Linked DNA regions of Homo sapiens: region 1 is linked to region 2. The links are chromatin contacts, found by Hi-C or POLR2A ChIA-PET in ENCODE. All regions are on one chromosome and are shown on one strand. Each heading gives the region's core, a stretch centred on a gene start or an enhancer-like site at or near the end of the contact. The rest is flanking DNA. Distances are from core to core; before and after follow the strand shown.

What was found. Hi-C counts contacts between places; a loop is a spot of excess contacts on that map. ChIA-PET counts read pairs that join two places held with the same protein, here RNA polymerase II (POLR2A). Pooled maps may share reads with other maps.
Region 1: a map with no recorded cell type shows a loop between it and region 2 (9-fold over the local background). The contact joins the promoter of PARP3 here to the promoter of APEH in region 2. A Hi-C loop is called at or near these places in 1 of 37 single-sample maps with no recorded cell type and 7 of 50 pooled maps. POLR2A ChIA-PET finds 5 or more read pairs at or near these places in 1 of 52 experiments (B cell).

What each region holds. Positions count from the first base shown.
Region 1 is chr3:51,941,113-51,943,812 of GRCh38, reverse strand. PARP3 (poly(ADP-ribose) polymerase family member 3) reads right to left here and starts at 1,450. Exons shown (of 11, transcript NM_001003931.4): 1 at 1,105-1,450; 2 at 275-459. The coding sequence starts at 457. It overlaps RRP9 (ribosomal RNA processing 9, U3 small nucleolar RNA binding protein), which reads left to right and starts at 1,909. Exons shown (of 15, transcript NM_004704.5): 1 at 1,909-2,032; 2 at 2,322-2,404. The coding sequence starts at 1,946. RefSeq lists enhancers at 1,445-1,774, 1,899-2,547.
Region 2 is chr3:49,670,798-49,676,546 of GRCh38, reverse strand. It overlaps APEH (acylaminoacyl-peptide hydrolase), which reads right to left and starts at 2,196. Exons shown (of 22, transcript NM_001640.4): 1 at 2,134-2,196; 2 at 1,926-2,058; 3 at 1,238-1,364; 4 at 760-853; 5 at 581-656; 6 at 328-491; 7 at 32-169. The coding sequence starts at 2,145. It overlaps BSN (bassoon presynaptic cytomatrix protein), which reads right to left. Exons shown (of 12, transcript NM_003458.4): 12 at 4,998-5,749. RefSeq lists a silencer at 1,902-2,511.

The sequences.
Region 1 (2,700 bases), core at 201-2,700, 2.3 Mb before region 2:
ACATGGGCAAGCGCCCAGGAGACTGATGTAGTCACAGCCTTTCCCTAAGTGCGGTGGGAGGAGGCCTGCATGGGGTCTGAAGGGCAGATGTGACCCGCCTGGACCTGACGGGACACAGCCCTGATGTCTGGGGTCAGGAGAACATGGCCTTGCTCTGGCGCTTACCTGGGGGCCTTGGGCTCCAAAACCAGAACAGAGTCCTAAGGGGGTGGCCTGGGTGTGTTTGTGCTTATCAGTGGGCAGGCTCTGGGCCTGACTGGGGACTGCAGCTCACCTGGGTCCCGGGGTTGCTGCTGAGTGGACATGTTGGATCCACGCGGATTATGCGCTTCTCTGCGGGTATGGCCTTGAGGGCCTCAGCGGTGGAGCGGAAGGGGTCCTCCTCCCTTCCTGCCTGCCGGCCCTTCTTCTTCTCAGGGCCCTCAGTCTGTACCCAGGGCTTCGGCTTTGGAGCCATGGCTGTCCTGGGGCACAGAGAGGCCCTTAGGCCTCCATGGTCTCCTCATCCCCAACGACCCACTCTCAGTCCCCACCCCTGCCCTGGGCCAGCACAGCACCAACTTGCCCCACCCCGGGTTGGCCCTTCGGTGGCCTCCCACTGCATCCTGTGTCCACTCTGACGGCATTCCCAGCCCCAGACCACACCCAGCTCTTTGTCACTCAGAAACACCCCTTTCCCCAGTCCCAAGTGCAAGGTTAGGACTCTGTCCAGTCTGCCCACTCTGGTCAACAGGGTCTGCCTGGCTCCCTACCCTCTGCAGCTCACCTGTGTGTCCTGAGGGGTAGGGAAAGTGAAAGGAGGCTCTCTCTCTTCCACTTCGGGGCTCCTCCCCCTGTGTCAGCTAGTTCAGCCCTGGCATGGTTGCCGGGCCGAGTCACCGAGCTATGGGGGAGGGTGGGCAGAGGATCCTGGGGGCAGGATTCTTGGGGCCAGATTATCCTCCCGGAGCTTAGAACCCAGAGCTGTAGAAGCCCTTCCCAATGGACTCAAGAGTTCTGAGGAGCCAGAACTCCGGATCAGTGGCCTTGAACTGATAGAGGGCAAAGGCCAGTCCCACCAGGCCTTGCCCTGCCCTGCCGTGGGCAGGACCATAGGACACTCACCCAAGAAAAGCAGGGACATGGGAGAGGTCCTGGCTGCCACCCGGCCTGGTTGTGTGCGCCTCCCAGGGCAGTCCCAGGTCTAGCAACTCTCCATGAGCCTCAGGCGTGAATTAGGGAGAGAATTCCCAACAATCGCCAGAGGCCGGGGATGAGCTTGTGTGGGGGATTAGACATCGGCTATTTGGCCACCAGTGGGGTGAAGCAGAGGCTGGGGCAGGCCGAGTCAGGCGACCAGTCCCACGGACGGGTGGACACTCGATCTGGCATATCCAAGGCCGGGGCAGTCGCGTCCGTAGCGCTGCTCATGTGGCCGGGGCCTGCAGCACGCATCTGCCGGTCGCGCGGTGACCTTGGGCCCGGATACAGACGCAGCCTCCCTCTCCCCGGGGCTGCTTGGATCCCCGTTGGGTCTAGCGCCGGGCTGCCCATGGAGGGGAGGAGTCACGTTCCAGAACGCGAAAGGGCGCCGCGTCTCTGGCGCCCCCCAGCGGCCAAGGGGCGCAAACACAGAGAAGGCTCTTGCTCCGACTTCGAAGTGGGCCAGCAGCAGAGCGCAAGCGCCACAGCATCAGGCCGGAAGCGCCGTGGAGATGCGGGCTTCCTACTCGAGCCTGGTGCGGGAGCCTAGGAACTTCAGGAGGCGGGGCTACAAGCGTGCATCCTATGGGTGCCTGGGGGCGTGGCAGAGCCTGCAGAAGGACCCAATGGAGCAGTAGGAGGCGGGGCCCGGCGGGCGGTGGAAGCCTATCAATACGCGGGGTCTTGCCAGGCGGCTGGGGAGCTGGGAGGGTTCAGCTGCCACGTGAGTTCTGCGGCCGCTGCTACACGCCTGGTGGGCAGCATGTCGGCAACAGCGGCTGCTCGTAAGCGGGGAAAGCCGGCCTCTGGGGCCGGGGCTGGCGCGGGGGCCGGCAAGCGGCGGCGAAAGGTGAGCATGGCGCTTCTGAGGGCCGCGGTCAGCCCTGCTACTGGGACAACCGTCATCCCATCCAGGGGACCTGGGTCCCGGCCCTTCCCCAGCCCTTCGCCCTGGACCCCTGCTGGAGTCAGCTTCGTCCCTCTCTCCGCGGGCCAAATCCTAGAAAGCCGTTCGCTTAACCCGGGAACCACCGCCTTCCCCATTCCTGGGGTTCTGAGGGAACCGAGGGGGGGGGGCCCTTGGTCAATGCCAGGGTGGTCTGGACCCCTGACCAAAGAAAAGACCGTATAATTCCCAGGCCGACTCTGCGGGGGACAGGGGCAAATCCAAGGGTGGCGGCAAGATGAATGAGGAGATCTCCAGCGACTCTGAGAGCGAGAGGTGAGCTATTCTTTTCCACATAGTGGGAGGGAAAACTGAGTCCCATGGTGCACGGAAGACTGAGTGAGTCCGAACAGAACTGAGCCTAGAATCCAAGACTCTGTCCCTTGGCTCTGAGATCGTGGCTGTTTCCTTTAGTTTCTGGTCCTGCAAAGTCTTGTTTCTGCGAGGTCTCTGGGTGGGAAGGACCCTGGGCCCCAATCCGAGGCCATTGAGACCTCCTTAGGTTTTGGCAGGGACTGGACTGATTGAGAAATTGCAGGAAAACAGAACAAAGCTGTCAAGTATTTCTTGCA
Region 2 (5,749 bases), core at 947-3,446:
TCCAGGGGGGACACAGGCTGTTGCTGCTGACCTGTCCAGGGGACACATTCTCAGGGACCCCCTCAAGCACAGAGATGTTGCCACTCTCGACATCCAGCACGCAGAGCACAGGGATGCTTTTGGAAACCATGTTTTCTCCCCAGTCTTCATAAAACACAAACTGATCCCCCTGAGAACACAAGATACTCAATGCCCAGCCTGTCTATAGGACCTGCTCTGCTTCCTAAAAGCTAGTGCCTCCCCAGGTCTGACAGGCACAGTATGGGAAGGGAGCACACTGAGCCCCAGGGCTGCCCTGCCGGGCCTTCGTGGATTGACCACGAGCACCTTGATGGCTTGGTCTGGCTTCTTCAGCCTGGCTATCTCATCATCGCTGGCACTGACGTCCAAGGCTTTGGTCTGAAAGAAGGACTCGGCCTTGGGGCGCTTCTTCTCTGCCACATACAACAAGTGTGTCTCCGAGTGCGACCAGGACAGGCAGCCAAAGCAGTCTGGGTGCAGGGAGGGCCAATCAGGGGGGGCCCAGGGCTACGGCTACCCCTCCTGTCCACCCTGCCTGCTCACCAGCCAGATGCCTCACCATCCTCATAAACAGGCCCATGTTTCTCCAGCGCTGACAGGTTGAAGCTCTTGAGCTTCCGGTTCTTCTCCCAGACCTGAGGACATCTGGGCATTAGGCTGTTTGCCCGCTAACAGAGCCTTATCTGTGGGGCAGAGCCTCTCTCTTGTCACCCACTACCTGGTCCCATGCAGACTCACCTCCAGGAACTGCTTCTCTTCCCCAGGGCCCGTGCCTCCAGCCTTGCGCAGCACAGCTTTCATGGTGCCTGAAGGAGACTCTCTGCTCAGCAGTCTGTGGACATGGGGTAGCACAGGTCAGGATTATCTTGCAATAACCCCTTCCTGCTCCCTACTGGGCACACCTCTTAGGAGAGATTCTTGAGGCTCTGGCCCCACACCAGCTTCTGGAGCACCTCTAGCCCCACCTTGCCTTTCCTCCCTGAGGCAGAGACTCTACTCTCTGCAACTCCCCAGGCCACCATGGGCTCTAGTCCAGGCTGAGTTTGGAGCAAGCTTCCAGTGCTTATCAGGCCATGTCACCAGAAACTGAATGAGCTCCCAAGGGGGCAAGAACCTGGCTGCTGGCCTCCCTTCTAGGCACATGGTGAGCATTCATAAAAGGCTTGCATTGCGGACGGCTGTGGCCTTGCCCACAAGCTTCCTCCCTCAAACTTACTCCCCCCGGGTCTCCACACTGTTGCCTGCAGGTCCTGCAAACACCACTGAGTCCCCGTCATGGAACACCAGGTATTGGCGGCAGAATCGAATGTTCTCCATGCGTTCCAGGTCCCTCTGGGTCCACTCTGTGAGGGGAGGCATGAGACTGCTCACCTTGTCTTGGCTACTCCTGGCTACTGCCCCCAGCCCCACCTGACCCAGGAAGGCCTAGATCTATCTTCCCCAATCTCTCAATCTGTCTCCAGACACTGACACCCTGGCTGCAGGCTGGACAACACTTGGCCACAACCCTAGTCCAGGCCTCCAGAGCCTGAGCTGACAGCCTCTTTGAGAGAACCCCCTAGTAACCCCAGCATCCACCCTGGAATCTTGAGGGCAGCCTGGCATGTGTATGGGATGGCGTGTTGGTGGAGAGCCCTACAAGGTCCACGCCCTGAGCCCAGGTTTGACTTCTACCCCTACGCCGTCATCTCGTGCACTCATGGCCGCCATTCGATAACGCCCCGCACGCCCCCTCCCCCCCTCCACACACCTGTGTGCAGGGACCTGTGGGAGTGTAACCTCCAAGTCCAGGCCGGCTCCCTATATACCCTTACGCACTGTCAAGCAGCGAGCCCTCCACACCCCCTTCCTTCCCACCCCAGTGCGCGACCCCGTCGCCAGCCAGTTCCCCTTCGCACACACACCAGTGTGCACCGTCCGGTATTGGCCGCCGTACTGCGTGGTGACCTCCGGGCCCAGGCAGGCGGCGCTCAGCGCGGGCTGGCGGCTAAGGCCCCGATACAGAGCCGCCGCCTCCTCGGGCTCGCTCAGCAGCACCTGCGCAGGGGACACACCAGGGTCAGGCCCGGCCCGGGCTGCAGGGACCACGGGGACCGCGGGCCGAGCCCTCACCTGACGTTCCATAGTCTCCTCTCTGCCGCCGGGGCGAGGCGGGGCGTGCTCGCGCCCGGAAGTGAGGCTTCCGGGGGCGGAGCCTGGGACGGCCCGGGCTGTCTCCGCCCCTGCCCTGCGGCAATCTGTGAGGGGCGGGGCCTTCGGCTAATGGGTGAGGACCGTTGGCAGGGGGCGGGCCTTGACGGTGAGAGGACCCGGCCTGGGAGCGAGAAGTCCTGGGTGGGTGAGAGCAGGGGTCTCGCCAGGGGCGGACTAGCCAAGTGGGGGGCGGGGCCGTGGGCTGAGTCCTGGGCCTCTTACCGAGGGGCGAGGCGTTGGATCTCGGAGGAGAGGGGGCGGCCCTGTGGAAGCGGAACCCGGGAGCCCGGCTTCGGGGAGGGTAGAAGGGCCTACGAGAGAAGGGGTTGAGGGGGTGCTGCAAGGCGGAAGCAGCGCGGTCGGACGGGCATGGCCCAAGCACGCGAAGGGCGGGGCCCGAGGGGAATGGGACCAATGAGTCTTTGAGGATGAAGGGCAAGGCGGGCGGGTCCGGATTGGAGCCCTGCGAGGAATGTGGAGCCGGGAGCCTGTGAGCGTGAGCGTGAGCGTGAGCGTGAGCGTGAGCGTGAGGGTGAGGGTTGGGCGGGGCGGAGCCGGCCGCAGCGTGGATCTCCCGCGGCTCTGGGGCTGACTGTAGGGTTCCTTCGGGTCCACCACGAGGCCGACATTCACTACACAGTGCCAGGCCCTGCCCTGGAGGGAGTTCCACGCAGACGAAGAAGAGAAGGGCCAGGGTCCGGGCGGAGGGCGCGAAGCAAAGCCCTGGGGTGCGGGGCAGAGGGGCGGGTGCCAACTCTTAGGGTGCTGCCCGGACTTATCAGTCGCCAGGCCTGCCGCAAGAGCTATCTATCCCCGCAGCCTTTACCCAGCCTTCTCAGTGGCACCTTGTTGGGGACCGTGAGCTGGTGGGTCCCTGCCTTCCTCCCCAGGCCTCACCCTGAGCTCTTGGGTGTGAAAGGCCTGGTGGGCTCAGACTCCACCCAGGACCAGGGAGCTTCCTGTGGAAAAAACCTAGGCAGGCAGGTTCCCTGTGCACGTGGTACAGGATTGGCTGGGCTAAGGTGCCAACAGAGATCAGGAGAGGCTGGACAGTAAGGATGTTCCCTCCATATACCTGAGTCTGGCTGGTCTTCCACATTCAGGGCCCTGGCTCCCTGCTCCATGGCGTGCTTGTGATTGAGAGTCCACTTGTCTGGCCTGTAGCTTCCCCTTTCCCATCAGCCGCATCATTACTTACTCAAGATAACTAGTTAAGTAAAAAAAAAAAAAAAAAAAAAAAAAAAAGTCCCGGCCGGCCGGGCGCGGTGGCTCACGCCTGTAATCCCTGCACTTTGGAAGGCCGAGGCGGGCGGATCACGAGGTCAGGAGATCGAGACCATCCTGGCTAACACGGTGAAACCCTGTCTCTACTAAAAATACAAAAAATTAGCTGGGCATGGTGGCAGGCGCCTGTAGTCCCAGTTACTCGGGAGGCTGAGGCAGGAGAATGGTGTGAACCCGGGAGGCGGAGCTTGCAGTGAGCCGAGATCGCGCCACTGCACTCCATCCTGGGCGACAGCCAGAGTCCATCTTAAAAAAAAAAAAAAAAAAGTGCCAGGCGCGGTGGCTCACGCCTATAATCCTAGCACTTTGGGAGGCTGAGGCGGGTGGATCACCTGAGGCCAGGAGTTCGGGATCAGCTTGGCCAACATGGAGAAACCCTGTCTCTACTAAAAATACAAAAATTAGCCGGGCTGGGTGGCACGCGCCTGTAATCCCAGCTACTCGGGAGGCTGAGGCAGGAGAATCGCTTGAACCTGGGAAGTGGAGGTTGCAGTGAGCCGAGATCATGCCACTGCACTCCAGCCTGGGCAACAAGAGTGAAACTCCGTCTCAAGAAAAAAAAAAAAAAAGAGTCCCAACTTTCTGACGCCACTGCATTTGTCAGTATGTACAGGACTGTATCAAGGCCAGAAACAGGAGTAGAATGAGTGGCCCCAGCCACCAATTTGGGTGGAAAGATTGGAAAATAGGATGTTCATCAAGCATTGTTTATAATAGGAACACTGGGAACATAGTGCCTGTTCCTTAGATTGTGTGTGGTAGACTGGCTATGAACTAATGGTGTATCTCTCTGGAGGTTGAGCACTGGAAGACGAACATTTAAGTACCTGAAATAAACGTGGAAATAAACAGAAAGCTAGAAAACAGGATATATTGCACCTTCTGGCTTCTGTTTAAAATGAAGACTGGAACAACAAACAGGAAAGAAGGACACGCATCAAAATGTTAATTCTGGGGAGAGGGCCAGAGGTGAAGCTGGGATTCCTGTTTATCTGTGTTAAAAAAAAAAAAAAAAAAAAAAAAGGTCTAGCAACTCTGGGTGACTTCGGTAAGGAGGTACTCCTGACCATCTGAGGAAGGCCTAAGGTCTGGCAGCCGGTGAGAGTTTGGGGGTTGGAAAATTCGGAGCAAGGCAGAGAGGTGTAGGGCTTGTTGGCAGCACCAGGGGGCAGCACTTGTTCACTGCCTCCCTGGAACCAGGTCCCAGAAAGCTGTGTATGCAGCCAACACACCTGAAGGCCATGGAGGTGCTGTCCCTCAACAGCCTGCGCACTGACTGCCTGCTCCAGGTCCAAGCTTGGGACCTCCCCTTGGGCACCTTTGTGGAGGGCCCATTGTCTTTGGATGGCTTGGTGTGGACTCAGCCCCGTGCTGTGCCAGCACTTCTGCAACTTTGTCCATCCTTTTCCCTTTAACCATGGACAGGATTGTCGCAAATTTGGGGATTTGCTCCTTCAGCTAAGCCTTCCCACTTGAGAAACCATCCCAGAAACAGTCTGTAGGTTGTTTATATCAAGTCCTTTTATTCTGATACCACAGAATTACCTTGTCACAATACAGGGGGAGGGACACTGAAGTACCACGAGTTCTCACAGAGCACAGAAGGACAGCACACAATTCACAAGGTCATGTGGAGGACTCGGGTCATTGCACTTACAACTGTAAACTTGTTTGTTTGACTTTGTACAGCACTCTTCCCCCCTCAAATAAAGAAGGAGAGAAGGAAAGAAAGGGAGAGAGGGAGGAGGAAGGGGAAAGCAAAAACAAGACATGAAAGCTAGAGGAAAAGGTATTGAGTGGCCACCACTCTCCAGGGTAGTGCACTTGGAGAGAAGGAGCTGATTTGACCCCAGAAACTGAATGAGGCAGAAACACACACACACACACACACGCACGCACGCACGCACATACACACATGATCATGTGCATACACATACAATATCTCACGACTGCCATGGCTCTCCAGTGCCACCCCAGTGCACATGGCAGCAGGGCTGCTGGCACCCAGGGAGACAGAGATGGCATCTCCGAGGAGTTTCAGTTGATTAGGCCTGTCCCTCTAACCCTGTTGGAGTCCATGATGACAAGTATTTACAGCATGGGGGTGGGTAAGAGGAGAGCAGACGGGACAACAGGGCAGGACCATGCTGTCCTGGCAAAGGACCTGCCTGGAAAACTCCCTACAGGCTCCAGAAGGCAAGGCATAGTTGCCACCACTGCTGTTCTTTCACTGTGGGCCCTCAGACCACAT